2 separate regions of the Mus musculus genome follow, and region 1 is linked to region 2. The links are chromatin contacts, found by POLR2A ChIA-PET in ENCODE. All regions are on one chromosome and are shown on one strand. Each heading gives the region's core, a stretch centred on a gene start or an enhancer-like site at or near the end of the contact. The rest is flanking DNA. Distances are from core to core; before and after follow the strand shown. Region 1 holds the start of Uba3 (ubiquitin-like modifier activating enzyme 3). Region 2 has its middle 24 kb from the start of Gm32191.

Region 1 (4,894 bases), core at 873-3,372, 71 kb before region 2:
GAACTTCTTTACATGGTTCCAGCGACCTTCCCAGTCTCCAGTGTCCCCACACCCACCATCAACAGCCATTCTGCACAGAACACAGTAAATTCAGCTGCAAAGATCAGTACGAAAAAGCCACGCCCGAACTATTAGGTCTCCCCAAATGGTAACCACACATCAGACCTGCTCAAATAAAAAGGAAAACTGAGTTGTGGTTCTATTTTCCCAGTTTTGGCTTGTCTGGTATGGGGAAGCACTCTTCACCTACTTGATAAAATAATTCTGCCTCTGTGTTCCTAGCTTCCTCGGCACCCACAGATCAAAGTCGCAACACTAAACACTAAGTGAGAAAGGACTTCCCTCTGTTTGGTATTTACAGTCACTCTGAGTTTCCATCAACCGTTTGTTCCTTCAGTAGAAGTAACAAGTGCATAGGTTGAGGGGGGTCTCTGAGAACTATGGTGCTTCAGTCTAACACTAGTTATGGCTCCTCCCAAGTTGGAAAGATGAGAGCCACTGAACACTTTGGATGAAAGCAATGATCATACATTTCTTTCCTCAGAAGGATCCCAGTATTTTTTTTTCCTTTAAAAACTAAAAATAAAAAACAAACAAACCTCTCCTAATACTAAGGTCCATTTGTTGTCACAAAACACACACACAAGAAAAATGTTTAGATTACAATTATGCCACAGATAGGCATTTATTTACCATCAAGAAATCTTTGAGAACATGCAACTAATAAAGTGGGACTTCTCTAAAAAACAAAACAAAACACTCAAATGCACTTTATAACCACAGATTCATTCATGTTTGGTTGTGATAACTTTCCTGTAACCCCAAAGTTTCTACCTTCAAATATATTAGTGATTTCAATTGTTTACAAAAGGGACTAACATACATTGCATAGCTGATGTTCTGATGCAATGCTGGGTCTCACGCCATAACCAAGCACACTCTAGCTTTGAGAAGATTCCTTAACTGTCAGAAACTTCAGCTGTAGACTGCAACTACTTCTGATGGTCATGAGGTAAAGAGATCATCAGGTATTGAACTTAGGGGCTGCTCTTGGCAGACAGCAAGCGCTCAAACTTTGTTATTTCGTGCTGAGTTGGGAATTAAGCGGTGAGAAAGGGTGAGCCCTTGCATTTGAAATTCACCCATAGGGAGGGGCATGGAAAAGACCAAAGTACTACTGAGAGCTGACACAGAAATTATGAATCACCACACCCAATACACGAGTATTTTTTCCCCCTTCCCACGGAGGGCGGGGAGAGGAATCACGTAGGATTGGCCATATGAAAAGAATTTTAAAGTCTGCGGCATCAAAAAAAACTAAGTATTTAATACAGGTTGTGTGGTAAATGAGAGAGCAAGTGAGTTGCCGTGTCCTTTAAGACCCAATTACCTTGCAAAAATGACAAGTTTTAACACAATTCCTGATTCACGGAGTGTTCATAAAAAGTTTATGTGTACTATTGTCTCAGTGTTCATCAAGGACCCAAAACAGGCCTCGTGTCCATTTAGATTTAGATTGGATTCACTTGCCACAAGGTCACAGCTCTGACAATTTGGGTTGGAGGAAGAGGGGAGTACCGGGTGGCTTTTGCAGGAGCATAGCCAGGGAGCAGCCGGCCGGTGGCTCGAGCTGGGGACGGGGTCAGGGGTGAGGACGCGCGGCCTGCTCCAGGTGACCCCCTCCCAGCACCCTCGGGCCCGCTGCGGCTGGTCCCCTAGGCCTGGGATTAGGGGGAGGCGGGGGTCTCCGGAGAGGACCCCGGCCTCCCAGCAGCACTAACTTCTCAGCCAGCAGCTCCTCTATTCTCCTTCTTTTCTTCTCCCTAAAAGAAAGAGAGAATAAAAGAAGGGTCAGCATCAAGCTCCAAAGAGGGCGCCGCAAGGGTATGGGGGGCGAGGGGACGGGGAAGGGGTTGGGGGACCCCCGGCTGGCAGCGGTGACTGCCCACCGCCGCGCTCTCTCACAACCCAGCCCAACTCGGCGCTCCGGCAAAATCCCGATACTTACGGCTCCTCGCCATCCGCCATATTGTTCCCCGCCTCTTCCCAGAGGCCCTCGCGCCGAGCGGGTCCGCCCGGGAGGGGCGGGACTGCAGGTGAATGGAAGGAGGGAGAGCCGAGCCAGGGAGGAGGGGAGGAGCTTCAGGTAAGAAAGTGAGGGGGCGCGGCGGGGCGGGGCTTCAAACGGAGAGGCGGAGCTGGGGTTTGGGTTCCGAGGCTTTAGGAGGGAAAAACTGAGCAGGCGCGGAGGGGCGGGGTCCAGTGCTTTGAGACTGGGCTATTAGAAGGAGGAGCGAAGGCGGAGCCAGTACTAGAGGCGCGGCTTCAGGGGACGAGAGGGAGGGGCGGGAGCGTCTGGGAAAGCTAGTTGAACAGCGGGAAGCAGTGGCTAAATAGGCTGCTTAGGTCCCCTTAGGCTTTGCAAGCATTTCCCAGTGTATTTAAAATCTTTGATTAATTGTGCCTACTTAATATTATACCATCTATAATGTTGCTATGCCACATGAACTTAGATATGTTACTTATTTATACACTTATACGTTGACACATAATTGCATAAAATGTTCATATATTCTATTTAAAAACTAAAATAGCCACCCCAATATGCCAGTGCTTTTCTCCGGGAAAATTGGTGAAAGAAATTTCCGTTTTCCATATATCAGGAAGATTCAAAACCCTTGCTTTTATGGGCATGAAGTTTAAAGCATTAAATAGACATAGGGTGAAGAGTCTTATTTTCTTTGTGACACTTCAGTGTCACACCAGTCTGTCAGAAAACTAATCTGTTATACATATATACATCAAGATATATATTAGATAAATAAATGAATGATAGATAAGATAGATGATTAGGTATGAAAAGTATAGAGATTTATTTATAACCTGTCACTTGAAAGTGTTAATAAATGAATGAATTTTTGACTCTATTCTTCACAGTCATATATTGTATGTAAATGACTGATTCTGGTAGACAAGAAAGGAAAGAATAATTGTGTTAAACATATCACTTTTAGTAAAGTGAGATAAAAAAATTTAATATGTAAGTCTGAACTGAATTTAAACCCTTACTACTCAGCTATTAACTGTGAGCCCTTGGGTATTTCCAGATCCTCATTTGTAAAATGAGAATAACAACATTCACGATTTTAAGATTGAAAATTAAGTGAATTTTTAAGTGGCTCTCAAATATGGTTTTTGATTGGAATTACTTGAAGGTTACAAATGCCAGGTTTGAGTTTTATCACAAGAGGTGGTTTGTGGACACACTGTTTGAAAACCAGTGAAGTGCCCTGATATAGCTTCTAGGGTGCTCATTAAAGGGGGACGGGGGGGCTGCTACTACTCACTTGAGGCATGCAATCTACTTTGTCCTGCTCTCATTGAACCTTAAGGAAGGCTCATCTGTTACGATCCCCCAGCTACTTTCATCAATAGCACACATTGAGCTAAAAATTCAGTCATAACCAGACAGTGAGAAGAGGAAACTGAGCCTTAGAAATAGAACAAAAATAGCAGAAGAAGGAGAAGAAGAAGAAGAAGAAGAAGAAGAAGAAGAAGAAGAAGAAGAAGAAGAAGAAGAAGAAGAAGAAAGCCTGCAGGGAACCCAGGTTTAATTCCCAGCACCCACACAGTGGCCTTCAACTCGCTGGCACCCAGCACACAAGTGGTGCAAATGTACATGCAGACAACACACCCAAAAGAAGTTCACAAAGATGTCAGTCCTGCATCTGTGTGTCACCATGACTCACCACTTTGACAGCTGACAGCAGACATCGTGAGATCTGCCTAACTGATTAGAAAGAGCCACCTCCTTTTGTTAATAATGACAGTAGTAGTGGCAAGTGGCCGAAATCCTCAGTAGATTTATTTTCTTTACAGTGAAGCACATCATCAAGTATTAGACATCAAGTATTAGACAGACATCCTCCATAGTCTATGGCCAGGCCGAGGAGTTATCAGGATGGTGCTTGCTAAAGCTTAAGTTCCTGTGGAAAAGCCTCAAGAGACTGATTTAAAAAAAAAAAAGTTTATTTATGTGTGTGTGTGTGTGTGTGTGTGTGTGTGTGTGTTCCCACAGAAGCCAGAAAAAAAAAAGTGTCAGTCCTCTTGGAGCTGGAGTTACAGGTAGTTCTGAGCCATGTGATGTGGGTGCTGGGAATTGACCTCTGGTCCTCTGGAAGAGCAGCAAGCACTCTGAGCCACTGAGCCATCTGGTGTGAGAGACTGATGCAGTGAACATCTTTACTCCTACTCCCCCTCCCCCACCTAAAAATAGTGACATAGCTACTAGTAATAGCTCTTAAACGGAGCCTGGGGTAAAGTTGACTCAATCTGTGCTCATTCCCATTTAAAATAGTTGGAGGAAAAGGTAGAGGAATGTAGAGGGAAAAAAAAAAAAAAAAACAACAACAAATAAAACTGATCAAACAGAAACCTACCATAGTCCAACCAGAGACAGAGCACACTCACCATTTTCAGAGAGAGGGAAGGGGCTCAACCTATGAAGAGAAAACAAAACAAAACAATGACAAACACAGTCCTCTTTGGATTCTTCTCCCTTTTTATTTGTAGTAATGAGGGATGAACCTACAGCTCGGTGCATACTAGAAAAAAACCTACCCTGGAGCTATATCCATACCCATTTTCTTTTTGTTTTGAAACAGAGTCTCACTAAGTTATCCAAACAGTTCTGAATTTGCAATCCTCCTGCCTCTATCTGCCAAGGAGCTGGGGGATAGAAACTTGCTTGCACCGCTGTGTTGCGCTGTCTTTGGAGGTTTAATCAAATAAATAAAAATATATAGCCAGCTAATGTGTGTTGAGTATGGATTGCCTGTGATGGAGGAATAAGCACGCTACTATTTCATTCTGACAGCCTTTATTCCTGCAGTTC
Region 2 (4,360 bases), core at 370-2,869:
TCTTTCTTTCTTCCTTCCTTCCTTCCTTCCTTCCTTCCTTCCCTCCTTCTTCTTCTTCTTCTTCTTCTTCTTCTTCTTCTTCTCTTCTTCTTCTTCTTCTTCTTCTTCTTCTTCCTTTTTTTTTTTTTGAGACAAGGTCTCTAACTAGCCTGAAACTCACCAAATGGGCTAGGCTGGCCAAATAGGCAAACCCTAGCCATTCAGGTGTCTCTGCCTCCCCAGTGCTGAGATTAAAACCATGTACCTAAACCTAGGTGCTAGGACTCTAACTCATGTCTTCTTGTGCTTGCTTGACAAATACTACACTCATGGAACTTCCTAAATCCCCACTTTAAGACAAGGCCTTGCACTGAAGTATTTAGTCTTTTGAATAGCAGGATTACAGGCATGTATCACTATATCTAGTAGGGTCCCTGAAACCTAAAAGCACACAGCCTAATGGAGGAAGAGACTGGTGAGGGATGGGACTCTGTTTCTCTCTCTCTCTCTTGTTTTTCTCTCTCTCTCTGTTTCTCTCTCCCTCCACCCCCCCCCTCTCTCTCTCTCTCACACACACACACACACACACACACACACACACACCACAGCAATCCTGAGGTTGACAGCTGTATAAAGCTGTATAAAGCTACAGCTAGTGCTGCTCAGGGAAGGGTTTATTTATTTGGGAGGGCCCTGAGAAACTTGCCCAGGTCGAAAGGATCTGAATTAGGAATTGAAGTGGTCTAATGTCTAATACTCCTCTATAATTAAAAAAACGAATGCCCCCCAAACCCTCCAAAGGTCACTAACGTGGAGGCGAATCTAGAGACATCTCTGTCTGCATCAGCGCGCAGCCACATTATTAGAAGAAATAACTGCTCACCACATACTCAATTTACTAAGCTCCAAGGAGCTGGAACTGGCTGATATTTCAGAGCCAGGTTGGCAACGTGATTACAGGTACTTTTAAAGCCCCCAGTCCACACATTCTCAATAATTTACATTGCACTGTAAATGGAAGTTGATCCTTGGAGGTGGGGTTGTTGTTGTGCCAAGGAAGTAATTTATGTTGCCCTGAGCTGGAGCTCTCAGTATAAGAAACAGCATTTGCAGGATGGGCAGGTACCACACTCTGTGCAGAGCATTTCCTGTGCCGAAGCAGCTATGGTAGTGAAGGCAGTAGAAACTCAACCCCTGCCTTGAAGCCTAAGACACTGAGCCACTTTCTGACGCCTCTTTCTATCTCGTTACTCTGTTAAAAGCCATCTACACTTGCTGATCTGTTGAAGAGCACAGAAATGAGAGTCTTAACTGTTGTGTTTTATAAAACATAATATAATGCGGCAGGGGCGAGAGGGACAGTCTCGTTGGGCCCGGAGGTGTTCCCCAGAGGAATCACCACCATGTGACGGGCCAAGTGCGAACGGGAAGGGGACCTGGGAAAGGAGGGGGACAAAGAAGGACAAAGAGGGAGGAGAGAGGAAGAGGATGGCCATGAACTTGTGGGGAAGAGAGAGATGGAGAGAGGGAAAAGGGGGAGAGAGAAGAGGGGCGAGAAAGGGAGGGGGAAGAGGGGGAAGGGAAGGGGGAAGGGGAGGGGGAGGGGAGAGTTTGGCTATTAGTACCAAGCAAGCAGCTGCGCAAGCTGTTGCTAGGTAGCTGTTGGGTGGAGCCTAGAGGAATTGCCAAAACTAACCAGGGAGATCCAGACCGTTTTGAAATTGCAGCTCTATTTACTAAACCATCAGGTTGCCTGGGTGACAGGGCGATAAAATAGAGGACACACTGGGGACATGGATGCACTCCATGTAGGTTCACCCTTTGCTTGTTTCAAATTCAAACCTAACTGGGTCTTTGTCTCTGTTTGTTAAACACATCACCAGTAAACTCTACCACATGGCCAGTAAAATGACAGCCTACGGTAGAAAGCTCTGAGCCCAAATCTCTGCCAACAAGTAATAGTATGAGGGTGGGGGGATGTAGCTCAGTGGTGGAATGCCTGCCCAATATGTGTAAAGCCCTGGGTTCTGTCCCCAGCACCAGTGAATCAAGCCCGGTGGCACACACCTCTAATCCCAGCACTCAGGAGGTAGAGGCAGGAAGATTACAAGTTTAGGGTCGTTCTCTGCTACACAAGTTGGAAGCCAGCTTTGGCCATGTAAGACTCTATGTCTCCTCCTCTTCCTCCCCTCCCCTCCTCTCCCCATTCCCCCCTCTTCTATCTCCTCCCCTTCCCTCCCCCTCCACTTCCTTCCTGTCTCTGTCTCTATGTCTTTCTTTCTCTGTCTCCCTGTCTGTTTCTGTCTCTCTGTGTCTCTGTCTCCTTCTCTCTCCCTTCACACACATGACTGCGCAGAGTTAGATCCATGCCCAGCTGGCATGTGTCTCTGTGCTGCAGCCCCAGCCCCAGCATGCACGAGGCCCTGTGATCACCCCAACGCTGTGGTCCTTCTTCATATGCCCTTTAAAAGGTGACTTGCACCAGGATGCTCCTGTGTGGGGGTGATTTCCTCTGTACTTGATTATGTGACCTTTGGTGTGTCTGAGCATTTATCCTGGGCTCTCATTCTTGTATCTAAAGCAAACAAAGATGTCACTGGGCCCTCTTGTTATATGTTGGCACAGTACCAGACAGGGACAAACCATTTGTTGTTTGAAGCAAAGGAAAAACCAGTCACATCAAGCCTGTCTTTACTTAAAAAATTTAAAAAAAACCAAAAAGCAGAATTTGTGTGTATGTATAAATTAATTTTGATTTTCTAAAAGACTGTGTTTAAAAAATCTTGCCAGTTTGGCTTGTTTGACTTTTTTTTCCCCCTGAGAAAGTACTTTACTTTTTATAAACCTCTACTGTGGTCTTCAGTGACTATTAAAAATGTAAGTCTTACATTATTGATGTTTAAATTTAATGCTGTTAAATGTTACTAACTCTCTTCCTTGCAGAGTCCCATTAGAAACAATAACAAGACGTGGCTTACTTTGTCCCAAGAACTGAGGCACACGTTATTAAGAGTTAGATGTTATTGAATCCCTACATTTCTCCATGCTTCTAACCCCCCAAACAACTCCCCCAAGAGCACAGCGAGTAATCAGAAGTGTTGGGGGTTAGAAATTAGAAACTGGGCTTTCGTTAGGTTTGTTTCCTTCTCCCTGTAACCTACAGCACCTTGTTCATACAATATTGAGAATCCCGAATCCAGGGCAGCTAGGAGTGCCTGCCTGCAGTAAACCGGGACGGCCCCTAGGTGTCCTTCTTAACCAATATTGTACGCTCTGAAAGTCCAGACCCAGCCCAACGATTAGAAGAAACCTGGTCCTAGTTAGTCTAGAAGGTTCTGTCCAGATGAAGGGCTTATGCACTGAGCCGGGGCACCTCTCCGTGCCCGGGAAAGGCAGGAAGGACATTATCTGCGTGTGACACCTCACTGCACAGACTTCTCACTCGGAACTGTCCCAGCTGCCCTTGCACAGAGGAGGGTTTGCCTAATGTTAGGTCTCAAAGAAACCCAGGGCAATTGGCTACCTGAGGTGCCTATTAACATATCAAAGCTGACTCTGGCTACCTCTCAGTAGCCTGTGGCTTCTCCCTGAACTTCTCGCCCCTCCCCCTCTCCTTCCCCTAAACCTCTGTAGCCCGCGGATTGGGCTTTCCTTCCCCCAGCCTCTGATCGCTATATAACTCAGCCATTTTAGTTACATGCCCTCTTAGTATCTTGGTTCCTCTCTTGGATCGCTTGCCACTCCTTTCCTCTCTCGCCTCCCATCCCCGACCGTGGCCCAGTTCAGTCTGGACCCTTCCAGATGCCTTTGGCTGTCCTCTCCCTCACACCTACAACAAAACCTTCTCTCCTCAGCCAAACCCTAGGAGTGGTCTTGGCCTCATTTTCCAGTCGCCTAGGAATCTCAGGTCTACAGGACACACTTCCCATACTGAATGGTTTTGTTCTCAGCTCTGTCTAAAATTTTCCCAGGATGCCTGAGAGATAAATTCTTAAAAAAAAAAAAAAAAATTGGCACTTAGAACTCTTTTCCAAATTTAACTGCCTGCCCTCTTGTTTTTTTTTTCCCCCCTCTCTCTAAATCTTTTGCTTGTTTGCTTTCTTATGTGTGCAGAAAAGGCAGTGACTTGTCTTGGAGCCAACAGCATGACCTGACGCAGCATGAGTTAGGGAGGTGCCAGGGTGTCTGATTTAAGGTGGTACTCACTCTTGAATACTCACAGGTATAATTTGCCCTGACCTTGCCGGACAGCTGAGGGGGGAGGAGGAGGTGGAAAACACCCATTCAGGTCTCTAGTGTAGCCTACCTGTCCGTGCACTCTGAACGGAAGGAACTCACACTTCACAAAGGCTGTCTCTGGAACCCCGCCTTAAGTGCCTCT

Evidence for each region. ChIA-PET counts read pairs that join two places held with the same protein, here RNA polymerase II (POLR2A).
Region 1: POLR2A ChIA-PET joins it to region 2 with 11 read pairs in embryonic stem cell. The contact joins the promoter of Uba3 here to the enhancer-like site in region 2. POLR2A ChIA-PET finds 5 or more read pairs at or near these places in 3 of 5 experiments (Patski and embryonic stem cell).

What each region holds. Positions count from the first base shown.
Region 1 is chr6:97,203,525-97,208,418 of GRCm38, forward strand. Uba3 (ubiquitin-like modifier activating enzyme 3) reads right to left here and starts at 2,123. Exons shown (of 18, transcript NM_011666.3): 1 at 2,009-2,123; 2 at 1,782-1,823; 3 at 1-70. The coding sequence starts at 2,028.
Region 2 is chr6:97,274,877-97,279,236 of GRCm38, forward strand. No RefSeq gene overlaps it. Among named protein-coding and RNA genes, the nearest start is that of Gm32191, 24 kb to the left of the region's middle. Within about 2 kb of position 1,620, at least 1 of the 3 ENCODE cell types and tissues checked has a DNase peak (open chromatin) inside an H3K27ac peak, as active enhancers do.